Regions from separate parts of the Homo sapiens genome. Here region 2 is linked to region 1. Evidence: chromatin contacts called from ENCODE Hi-C data. All regions are on one chromosome and are shown on one strand. The core of a region is the stretch at or near the end of the contact, and the rest is flanking DNA. Distances in the headings are between cores, read along the strand shown. Region 1 overlaps CACNA2D4 (calcium voltage-gated channel auxiliary subunit alpha2delta 4). Region 2 holds the start of CACNA1C-IT3 (CACNA1C intronic transcript 3).

Region 1 (5,884 bases), core at 1,373-3,872:
CAGGGGCTCTGCTGTGCTTTCACACCAGCACTTCAACAAATGTGAAGGGTTTTTCCCACCCCACTCTCTGGACACCAACTGGGTGTCTGTCCTGAAACTCAATTCAAGTCTGACACTATTGAGAGTTAGCATTAGAGCTCGCAAGTTACAGGGCTCGGTCCCACAAGGTGGCCGTCACTTCAGATGCCAATCGCAAGCCCCAGGTCTCCTGTCCTTCTGACAGACTGGCTGTAAATCTAGGGTTCCCATGAGCCTGTCTCAGGCTCCGTGAGTTGTTAGCGTGGCTCACTCAACTCAGGAAGGTGCTTCCCTCACCATGACCCGTTTATTATAAAGGACGCAGGTCAGGCGGCTGAGTGGAAGAGACACGTAGGCCAAGGCACGGGGTACGCAGAGCTCCCACACCCTTTCACCAATTCGGACACTCTCCAAACACAGTGGCTCGGGGATTTTATGGAGGCCTCATTATGATCATTGATTAAATCTTTGGCCACTGGTGATCAACTCAGTCTCCAGCCCCCTTCCTTTCCCAGAAGCCAGGGGCTTGGAGCCAAAAGTCCCAACCCTCTAATCCTAACTTGGTGTTTCCTGTGGCCAGCTCTCATCCTGTCTAGGGCCCCCAGCCACCAGTCATCTAATTAGCATACAAAGATACCTCTATCATTCCAAGGGTCTTAGAGGCACCTGTGAAGGAACCAGGGACTAAGACCAAACACTATAACAAAAGATGCACCTATCACCCTAATCAGGAAATAACAAGCGTTTTAGGAGCTTGCCAGGAATCAGGACAAAGACTAAATAAAGATCTGTTTCTTATTATATCACAGTGTCACAGGGCATAAACGCGAATGTTTCCCCCGAGAAGCACAGGCACAGGTGTGTTCATTGGCATCCCTATATGCTCCTGTCTGCAGGGGCACAGACCCAGGCACAGAGGGTTTGGGGATGAAAATCCAGCCCACCCTCGATCCGCCTCAACCCGCACCTCTGGATGGAAGGCGTGGCAGGAGTCTGGTCGCCGGCGGAGCTTCTGGGAGCGCATCCGGTCACATTTGACAGAGGCATTATGTGCAGAAGCCACTGTTAAGGTCAATATCTCAGGACCGGAGCCCATTCTGCAGACTGGAAAAAGGTCTGGAAGAACCTGCTCTGGTGCCACCAGTTGCCCTGCAAGCAGCTTTAGGGTCAGGAGGCAGCACCGGGGCCCAGGGAAGGGTTAGAGAACAAATAACGGAGCCCTGTGGAGGACACGGGCGGTGAAGGAGGCTGGCCCCGCTGCTCAAAATCTGAGCCCTACAGACACCTCCTACAGCCCCCGCCCCCACCGCACACATCCCCGAGCATTGCAGGATATATTTGACTTCTGTCGCCTCCTGCAGCACTGGTGGGAAGATGCTGCAGTCACAGGTGGGGTCTGTCACCAGGAGGAGGAGGTTACTGTTGGGAATCTGCTGCACCACAAATACCCTGCAGCAAAGAAAGGGAGTCGAGGATGGCTCCGTGGCGACCACGAGAAGGGCTTCTAGGGAAGGAACTTCTGGAGACTTTAGTGTGGAGTTAGGGTGGCAGGGAAGCCCGGAACCATGAGGCAGGGCGGGTCGGGGCAGCTAAGGGAACGGGCCTGGCAGATGGCTCAGTCCTACTGGCTTTGCTCACAAGCCTTTGCTGCTGCATTTCCTTTCCTAGCAGACTGGAGACAGTGAGGAAGTCCAAACTGGGCCGCTTTGGAGAGTGCAGAGTTGCTATTAATATATGCAGGGACGACAGGCGTAAATCAAGACCGTCCGGAGCAAATGGGCGGGCGAGGCAACACTTGCTCTGGGTGAGGGTGGCGGGGGCAGGCCCGGGCGAAGCGGCAGCGCTGGAGCTTGGCCACCAGGTGGCGCAGTGGCCCCGCGCTCGGCGAGGCCGCCCTGCGAGGAGTGGCGCGGAGTGGGGCGGAGCCCGCCCGCCAGGCCCACGGCCTTCCCAGCAGTCCCAGCGGCCGCCTACCGAGCGCCTCCCCTGGGATGGGCGGTCTCACACACCCAACGTGCACACCACAGCCGTGTATACTCTCAGCCTTCACGGCTCTGTATGAGGCTGGTGTTGTGCCCATTTTGCAGATGAGAGAATGGAGACTAGAGGAGGCGAAGTCACTTGCCCACGGTCATAAGCGGGGGAGCGCAGAGCCAGTTTTCAATTCAGGAGTGTCTACTCTGAAGCCCTCGCTTCACTCCGGAGCCCGCTGGCTCTATCCTCGCACCGAGCCTTTGCGACAAGTGCACAGGGAACGCTAACCCCAGCCCTCAACGCTGCACAGAACCCGGGGTGAAACCCGCGCAGCACGACGCGCAGGGAGTGGGGGAGAAGGGAGCCCCGATGCCAGCGCCGCAGGTGCCGCACTGTTAAATGGTGTGCCACGGGCCCGGGGGTCTAGGGACCGCCTGGCGAGCGGCACGTCTGGCTGAGGCGACCCTCGAGGAGGCCGCCGCATTCCCAGCGTGGGGGTCCTCCCGGGCTTGGGTGCGGGGGGTCAGCAGGAGAGACCCTTCCGCGCGGCCTCCCTGCCTCCCCGGGGCCAGGGCGGGTTATAACTAGCGGCTTCCACACAGCAGGAAGCCTGACAGAGGCTGCCCGCGGGGCTCCCAGCGACCCGAGGACATCGCACACTTCCGGCCTTCTCTTCTCACACTCCCTCTGCCTTCCAAGTTCTCCCCACGCAGCTCAGGCGCGGGCACTGGCACCGCCCTGGGCACCGCCTGAGCAGGGCTGGGGGAGACCCGCCGAAGGGCCCACTCGCCCAGAGACGCCGTGGGGTCACGGCTGCGGCCTCGGCGGGGTGGGCTCGACACACAGGGTCAGGCCTCGGGACCACCTCTCCCCATCCCGGCTGTCCCGGTCCCCAGCCGTCCTGCCCGCCTCAGACCGTCCGCCTCCTGCGTGTCTCCTCCACTGAGGACGGCGGGGGAAGACCCCGGGAGCGTGGGCTCTGCACTTAGACGCATCCCCTCCTCCCGGCTGTGGAGCCGTTTCCCGGGGGTTCCGGGGCCCTGCCCGCACTTCCGCCTTGCCGAGGGCGGGAGGAGTGTGGCGGGACGGGCGGCGCCGCCCTGCGGTCTTACTTCTGGCAGGGCCCGCACTCCACGATCCCGTTGGCCTCCCGGATGGCCGGCTGGTACACGAACACGGGGTACTCCGTGTCGCAGGGCTGCAGCGGGTCCTGCTTCTTGTGTTTGTGGGCTGCGGGCGGAGAAAGGACATCACGCCACCGAAGGGGCCTCTGGCCTGCGGTGACCTCGCCTCGGCACTCCCAGGGCCAGAGTTCACCCCAGTGCATTTGCAGAGGGTCCCTCCTCAGGCAGTTCTCAGGACACGCGTGGGAGGAGCCGGGCGGGGGGTGAGGGGAGGGAAGACACCCGGAGTCTCTGGAGAGGGTGGCTTGGCACGGGGAGCGCCGCAGGGGCCCTGAGCCTCGGTGGAGGGAAAGCGCTTCCTCTGGGGAGCCTGGCCCTCACTGAGCTGGGGGCAGTGCACCATCTCCAGGGCCCCTTCCAGCACTCAGATCCCGGGGGAGGGTCTGAGCGGGGAGCAGAGGCAGTAGGGGCACCAAGGGGTGGCTTGGGGGTACTTAGGCCCACCACCCCTCCCTTCACTGTGGACAGACGCAGTGCAGTTCCTGGGCAATCCTGCCCTGCTCTCCCGCACAGCCAGGCCCACACTCCACCCATTGAGCCTGAGCGCCTGCGGTGGGGGCAGCCGGGCAGGTGGGCTCCAGGCCTGGGGCTGCGGAAGCCCAGAAGCCACAGCCACCCGGTGCGGGACTCCTCGGGGGCTGCGCGATTTGCCTTAGCTCCCTGGGACAAGGACAGTGGACTCAACCAAAGGTGGAGGCGAGTGCCTCAGCCCCGCTCTGCAGGACCCGAGTCCGTTCCCTCCCGGAGCCTCCTGAGGTGGGCACATGGCAGAGCAGGGCCCTGCCACACAGGCTGTCTGCATGGCCCTTCTGTTCTCAGGGCCTGGCTGTGGCCCCCAGGGATAGACCTAGAGGCAGGGAGCACAGGTGTGAGCTACCTTCCCAGGCTCATGCAGAGTCCTACAGGAGAGCATGGGTCTCCCCAGCTTCCAAATCCAGAAGCTCCCAGCCAGAGCTGGAAACCCAGAGGGGACACTAGCTGGCGTGCAGAAAACTCTCACCGAGAGGAGCAAGCCCACAGCGGCCAGGGCTGTGAGTTTTGTCCCCAGGGCTGGGCACAGAAGCCTGCCTGACAATGGCAGGGTTGAGTGGCGTCCCCAGGGTCACGCAGTGGAAGGGGCTGCAGCACCTACGCCCCGGCCTGGGACTCCAAGTCCAGTGCGCCTTCACTGGGGACACTGACATCTGTGTAGGCCAGACCAGGGGGAGGAGCTCCAGGGGACAGGTACCCCAGAGAAGAGAAATTCTGAGCAGGCAGATTGAGGGGGATCATCTTCAACTTTTGCAAGATGCAGCTGCTGACAGAGACAGAGGGGACAGTGTCCTGTCACTGACACCTAGTGACTGTGAACACCCCAGAGCAGCCCCACCCGATCGCGGATGTGAGTCCAGAAGGAGTCTGGAGACACAGCCCGAACTGCCCTGAGCCCAGGGGCAGAGGAAGCCCCAAGCCAAGGCCAGCAGAAGAGAACGAAGAGCAAGCCAGAGAGAGGACCACAGTGGAGATGAAGAGATGGGATAAGCTGGGGACAGCCCAGGTGGTGGGAAGTTCTGGAACCCCATGGCAAAGGTTCTAGGAACACGGAGGAACTGAGCAGAGCCCGCTGAGGCAAGATGGCCTCCTGCAGTCATGGAGGGCCCAGGCGCCCGGGCAGTGAGTGCTTTGAAAGGCCAGGCTCATTGCCGCCCTGCACGTGTGGCCACAGCCACCGGGCTTTGTGTTGGGGCCTCTCATGGTTGCTGCCTCTGGGGGACTCTGTCCTCAGACACAGGGTCCCGCAGGGGAATCATCCTGAGAGCTTCCTGGGGCCCCTGGAACCCGGAGTCCCGCTGAGGGCTGGGGTGCCGCTGTTTGCTTCTCCAAGGGGTGGGCTGGAGGTTGCTCACTCATACTGGCTCATGGCCACCCGGCCACACCACCGGCTTCCTCTTGGAATCTTACGTGTTCTCACCCAAGGGGAGGCTGGAGTTTCTCATTTTCCCTGGGGCCTGACCGTCCTCATGTGGGATGAGAACTGGGCTAGACTCCCCAGTCCCCCAACCCCCAGGAATGGTACTTTAAACCAGGAGAGCTCAGCCCTGCTTGGGGTCATTCCTGGGACAGGTCATGGAGGGTGGGTTCTTTGTAGCTCCTGCTGCGTCCCCAACCCACCGCCAGCAGGGATGGCCTCAGCTGGGCTACTTACAGTGATGGAAGACACTTTTGGCTGGCCGGAACATAAGCCCAGCACAGGGTGGACACGGCACAGGAAAACATGGTGGCACATGAGGGCAGGATGTCATGGGGTGGTGATGATGGCACATGGAGTGGCGGTGTCCCAAGATGATGTCACACACAGAGCCAGGAGTGAGGGATGTGATGAGAGAAGGCCACGCAGGGTGAGATGTGAACAACGATGCTTCAGGGTCACCTATCCCCACTGTCACCCACCCCACAGGGAATGGTCTCACGTTAGTGGACCAAAATGCCACTGCTCTTCAGCACATGGCCCTGCAGCTCCGTGCACTCACCCTCGGCCCCTCTGTCGTACCAGGAGCCCCAGACACTCCACTCCAGCAGGAACCTGTCAGACACAGGACTGAATCTCGGAGACCTCTGAGCCCTCCCGACTTGGGTTCCCAAGGAGCTGGAGTATCCCTGACAGCCCCCGGCCCATCCCCTCTCCTCCAGGACACCCTCTTCCCTGCTTGAGGGCTCTGGTTGAGCAA
Region 2 (5,302 bases), core at 1,122-3,621, 470 kb after region 1:
CCTTCTTGTACAGTACTTGTCAGAGCCTCCTTGGAAGCTTGGGAAAAGGGTGTGGGCAGGACTGGGCAGGGAGGAAACAGCTGAGCACCTGCCGGATTCACCATCTGCCCCCATGAAGATACATGGAATCCTATCTCTCATAACGGCCTCCAGCCATGCCCATTTTACAGATGAGAAACTGAGGCTGAGAGGGAGAAAGAACCCGAAGCTCAGCTCCAGCCAGAGAGAGTTCAGGTAAAAGAACAGAATAATAAGAAGGGCAAATGAATTTCCAGAGTTCCTTCATCCCAGAGTAGGATGCTCAGCCTTGCCAGGCAGCTGCACTCAGCTTCCCGCCCTCTCTGAGCAGGGGGGTTGGAATGTGTCTGCGGAGGGCAGCGAGGAAGGAGCCTGCTGGAATTCCTTCCCTGTGGCACATCTGGGAGGGGTATTCCCCCTGGTGATACTTGGGAAATCATGCTGGCCTCGCCAGTCCTTTTTTCCACTGTTCTTTTGGTCTCGGAGCACCCGCCAAACATCTGACACTGTTCAGGATCGATTGCACATAAAATGAAGAATGGGTATTTAAAAAACAGGTTTTTTTGTGTGTTTTTCCCCCTGTTGTCATCTAAGAAGCAGGTTTTTAGGTTCTTTGATTCTCTCCCAGAATAACAACCATATGGGGCCTCCACTTACACTGAGCAGCCTGTGCCTTGTGCCAGGGACTGGTTTGTTTCCATTGTCAGCAAACCTTGACTGGCTCCAAACATTTTCACTTCAGGTGGTTTCTGAAAGAGGGAAAGACTGAGGGGAAAGTGATGATGTGGTCCCTCTGAAGAGGGTTTAGCTTTCAAGGGTATGGCAGGGGTGGGGTCGACAGCCAGAGGGGTGTGACTTTGAGAAGCCAACTCACCGGCAGGATCCAGCGAGATCCAGGCTCGGTGGCTGGAACAAAGAATGTTTTGAACCACACGGGGCTCTGGCATGTTTGTTGATCGACTTATCCAAGGCCTGGGCCAGCTGCTCTTGTTCCAGAAGATTTCATGGATTAACTCCCTGGGCTTTGGAAAATTGTGTCTTTTTTAAGAAAGGGAAGTTTTGAAAAGCAAATGCTCCTGGGCAGGCTGGGGGTGTGGGGAGTGTTGGCTGGAGTGGGAGGTCACATTCGCCCCATGGTGGGATGGCCAAGGGCTCCCAGCGAGGGAACAGTTGGACCTGTGGTGTCCTGGGGGGAGGGTTCCTCTGAGGGACCCTAATGGACAGAGGAGTGTGGACCCCTGAGCCTGGGAGCATCGTGGGCATTTAGACCAAACCACGGGAAGGGCTCCCCAATGCTGAAGGTTGCTAGGCGCTGGGGGAGGTTCCCCGGGAGACTGTGGCTAGAAACACCATCTGCCAAAGATGATTTAGTTCCGGAAGAGGCAAGGGATAGAACGAGATGGTCCTTTCTGTCCCAGTTAATCTTGGTGCTGTTCATTCCGGGCTGAGCATTCCCTTCCTGAAGTGGAATGGAAGACAGACTCGGCCTTGGGCAGACTCTGAGCATCTTGTGAAAGGGAGAGTCTTACCTCCTTGGCTTTGTCCCCACCCCCTGCCCAGGGTCGGATGTCTTGGGTGCTTGCCGGCTCTCTGCCCACTGTCCTGCCCTGGCAGCAGGTACCAGCAAGCCTGTGTGCCGTGTGGGTTACAGGGAGTAGCGGGCACATGATTAAATACTCATGCTTTGTCAAAACACTGACAGTTACAAAATGCCTCCGCGTCTACTCAGGGAAGGGTGAGCAATGAGGAAAATGACTTCAATATGCAAAAGACATTCCAAGGAGTCCGGGAGGGAATGCTCATTCTAGAGCCAGGAGGGAGTCATGGGAATTAGTTCTTGATTTATAGACCGGCTGAAAGAAATCACCTAGGTTAAACCTGCCTAAATTCTGCTATCTGTGTATGTGCTTAAGGGGATGGGCTCAATGAACTTTGAGACTGTCTCTTCTCTACTGATGGGAGTGACAGTGAAGTTCCTGATGAAGGAAGGTTTAGGGTGGAGGAATTCTGAGCCCCTGGGTTCTGGATTCAAAATCATACACAGCCCTCTAGATAACATAGATGTACAGTCGTACAGTCTTTGTGGAGAATTTGAAAAACGAGAATGGTGATTATCTACTTAGGACAGGTTTGGGTACAGCCACTCATGGAAGCCAGGAACCAGCTTCTAACCATGGAAGCTTTGTGTTTTCTGTATAAGCTGTCCTTGACTACGGACAAAGAATGGGTACCGAGTGTTCAGTTGGCATCATAATAGGAAACAGAATTCTACACAGATGGTTCAACGGAACAGAGTTTCTTGAGGGGCATATTTATGGAGGGGTAAGGAGACCAGCAAGGGATATTGAGGCACCCAGGGCTAAACTTAGAGGGAAGCTGTCATCACCCTAGGGCCTGAGGAGGAAGGGGAGAAAATACTGTTTGGGGGGCCTGGTGGGAGCTGTAGCTGGGAGGAGGACCATGAGGGAGAAACCATAGTCATGGAAGGATGTTGTCACTGCCAGGACCAAGACACCAAGGTAGGGGGACATGGAAAGAAAACACCCTGCCTTCTCTGTCCTCCCATCTCCACTCTCTTATTGACACTGCTCATTGGCCAAACCAACCTGAAGCTGGAGGGCCAGGGAGCCGGGCACCTCAAGCAGTCCCCATGCACCAAGCTTCCAGGGCACGGGGTCAGGGAACAGAGGGTGGAAGGGGTCTAGGGGAGCCAGCAGGGAGCTGGAGCTCATTTGTAATATTTGTCTTGTTTAGCCAACTCTAGAAGGCTCGTCCTGAGAAGGCGAGCTTCGAAAGCTATTACTGACTCTTAAAGTATTCCATCGTCAAGACTAGTGTGTTTACCTTGCAAACTACCTTGAGCCAGCTGTAATGAAATTCTGAAATGTCTCCCATACACCCTCCTTCTCTGTGAAATGTCAGCTTTTTGAGGGCAGGGCCTGATTCTTTTATGAGCAGTTGTCTTGAATCACTTCAACCCTCCACACCTGGAGTGCCTTACACTTTCCAGAATGCCGTACTCAGTGACCCCTCATGTCAATGTTTTGAGGCTTTTGAATTGGTCAAGGCAACCGTCTTGCTGAGTGGCCTGAGTTCTCCAGTGAGAGAACACGAGTAGTCTCTTTGAGTGGGGGCCACAGCACTCCAGACGTGGTGATGGAACCCTCTACGGTATAGAGAGCCCACGGCCATGCCACCCAGCCAGACAGGAACTCAGGAGGCCAGGATGGAGGAAGCAGGAGTGGAAGGTCATTGGACTCCCTTTCTGGTTTAAGCTTGGCCATGGGATGTCTTAAGTAGGGCTCGTGGTCCTCAAATGTCACCTCCATCCTGATGCCACAATGTCTGTATTGCCACTATTCCAATTCTTCTTTTGGGTGAAGTCTTACTCCACCTGCGGGGAGAGCACATGAAATCATTAGCAAGTGCTGGCACAGACAGCCATTCCCCTCTCTGGCCAGGCTGGAGGGGCTGGATGGTGGTGGGGGGTGTGGGTGAAGTAAGCATGAAAGGGGAGATGAAGGGTGTCTAGACACTCCCTTTGCCGAGGGCTGGTGGCCTGTTGCTTGCTCTCTAGGACAACGTGGATCTGTTTGGGGTAATGGCAGACACTTTTCTTTCGCATCCAGCTGTCTCTTCCTCTTCTGAGTCCCACAGGGTCCTGGGCCCGATAGGCTCTGTCACCTCCAGCCAGTATTGGGTAGCCACCTGCCACTACTCAGGCCGGGTTGGAAGGGCCTGTGAGGGGTGGGGTGTGGGATCCAGTTCATGGCTTCCAGGGCCAATTTGGGTGAAATTCAGTTGTTCTTCGACTCCTGTGTTTCTACTTCCCAGTTTCATTCTAAATGGAAAACATTTCTGTAGGTTTAAGTCCAAGGTGCAGCCCCAGAGCGGGTATTTTCCCTTTTGAGAAGTGGAGGCTACCCTGAGCCTTGGGAAAAGTACTCAGAGAGAATCTCCCCCATGAGGCAGTGTAGCTTAAGGAGTTAGGTATTCTGAGTACCTCCAAAGGCTGTTCGCTCTTTCCATTCCAGCTCAGACTGCCTGAGTTCAAGTCCTGGTGTTGCCACTTACTAGCTGGGTATAAGTTGTTTAACATTTTAGTTCCTCGATACCCTAATCTATAAAATGGGGATGAAAATAGTGTCTATGGTAGGGAATTAGTATGAAGATTAAACAGTTTAAATTGTGTCAAGGCCAGGCATGGTGGCTCACTCTTGTAATGCCAGCATTTAGGGAGGCCGAGGCAGGAGAATTGCTTGAGCCCAGGAGTTTGACACCAGCCTGGGAAACATAGTGAACCCCATCTCTACAAAAAAAAAAATTAGCAGAGCATGGTGGTGCATGCCTGTAGTCCCAGCTACTTGGGAGGCTAAGGCAGGAGGATTGCCTGGGCCCAGGAGTTTGAGGCTGCAGTGAGCTGTGATCACACCACTGTACTCCAGCCTGGGTGAGAGAGTGAGACTGTCTAAAAAAAAATGTTTAAGTGTGTCAAGTGCAGAAAACAGTGCTTAATGCATGCCATGTGCCATGCAAATGTTTGCTCTTATTTATTTCAAGAAGCATACTCTTCTGGGCAGAGCATCCTCCTAGGACTCTGGAGAGATGGAGCATCCGCAAGGCCACCAACGGGACTAGTATCCCCCAGTGTTCCCCAAGCATCTCTTCCATCGAGCTATTGCCTTGCTCACAACCCCTCAGTGAGTTGCTTGTCTGGAGATGCAGGCCAAATCAATCCTGTCTACAATCTGCTGTCTGGCTGTGCCCATTCCTGGCCACAAACCCTCTGCTTCACCAGGAAAATCTGTTTATGGGCCCCATTCTCCTACTTGTTTTCACCTCTGCCTTACCCTGCCTGAAAAGCTCTCCTTCCTCACCTTTCCCTCCAAAGCCTATCCATTCTTCGATTCCAGCTCCAGTTCTGCCCTGAAGGCTTGTCCATGCCTGTGGATCACCATCCTCTGCCTCCTGCCTCCTCCTGCTTCCCCGGCTGGTGTCTGCCTCGTATCATCAGTCACCTCCTCCCAAGCAGCCTATTGCTTTCTCTACTGATGCCTTGAGCCGGAAGCCAGACAGCAGATATTCCAAAACTGAAAACCTGTGGATTTGCCTGTAAATTTGCTATAATTTCTTAAGAACACAAGAAAGGCTGAACTTCCTGGAAGTTATTCCTAGGGCCAGCATCATGGGAGTTTGACGGTTGGCTGTGTAGAGCAGTCACTCCAAGGCAGTTGATTTGCTTTGTTGTTCTTCTCACCCCATCAGTATTATAATGTGGAGCTTC

What was found. A loop is a pair of places that touch in the nucleus more often than their neighbours do. Pooled maps may share reads with other maps.
Region 2: a loop to region 1 is called in a map of ascending aorta, with 7 times the contacts of the local background. The contact joins the promoter of CACNA1C-IT3 here to the enhancer-like site in region 1. A Hi-C loop is called at or near these places in 7 of 168 maps with a recorded cell type or tissue (aorta, ascending aorta, heart left ventricle and 4 more) and 5 of 50 pooled maps.

The regions. Positions count from the first base shown.
Region 1 is chr12:1,794,314-1,800,197 of GRCh38, forward strand. CACNA2D4 (calcium voltage-gated channel auxiliary subunit alpha2delta 4) reads right to left here. Exons shown (of 38, transcript NM_172364.5): 33 at 5,687-5,739; 34 at 5,362-5,382; 35 at 3,105-3,222; 36 at 1,355-1,467; 37 at 986-1,068. Among named protein-coding and RNA genes, the nearest start is that of LRTM2, 23 kb to the right of the region's middle. RefSeq lists enhancers at 1,234-1,801, 1,913-2,818, 2,819-3,723 and silencers at 1,762-2,091, 2,432-2,561, 2,662-2,891. Within about 2 kb of position 2,623, at least 30 of the 41 ENCODE cell types and tissues checked have a DNase peak (open chromatin) inside an H3K27ac peak, as active enhancers do; they include ascending aorta, heart left ventricle, heart right ventricle and 2 more, where a contact is called at or near this core.
Region 2 is chr12:2,267,405-2,272,706 of GRCh38, forward strand. CACNA1C-IT3 (CACNA1C intronic transcript 3) reads left to right here and starts at 2,372. Exons shown (of 3, transcript NR_046769.1): 1 at 2,372-2,537. All of the region lies in intron 3 of CACNA1C (calcium voltage-gated channel subunit alpha1 C), which reads left to right. RefSeq lists a silencer at 3,000-3,198.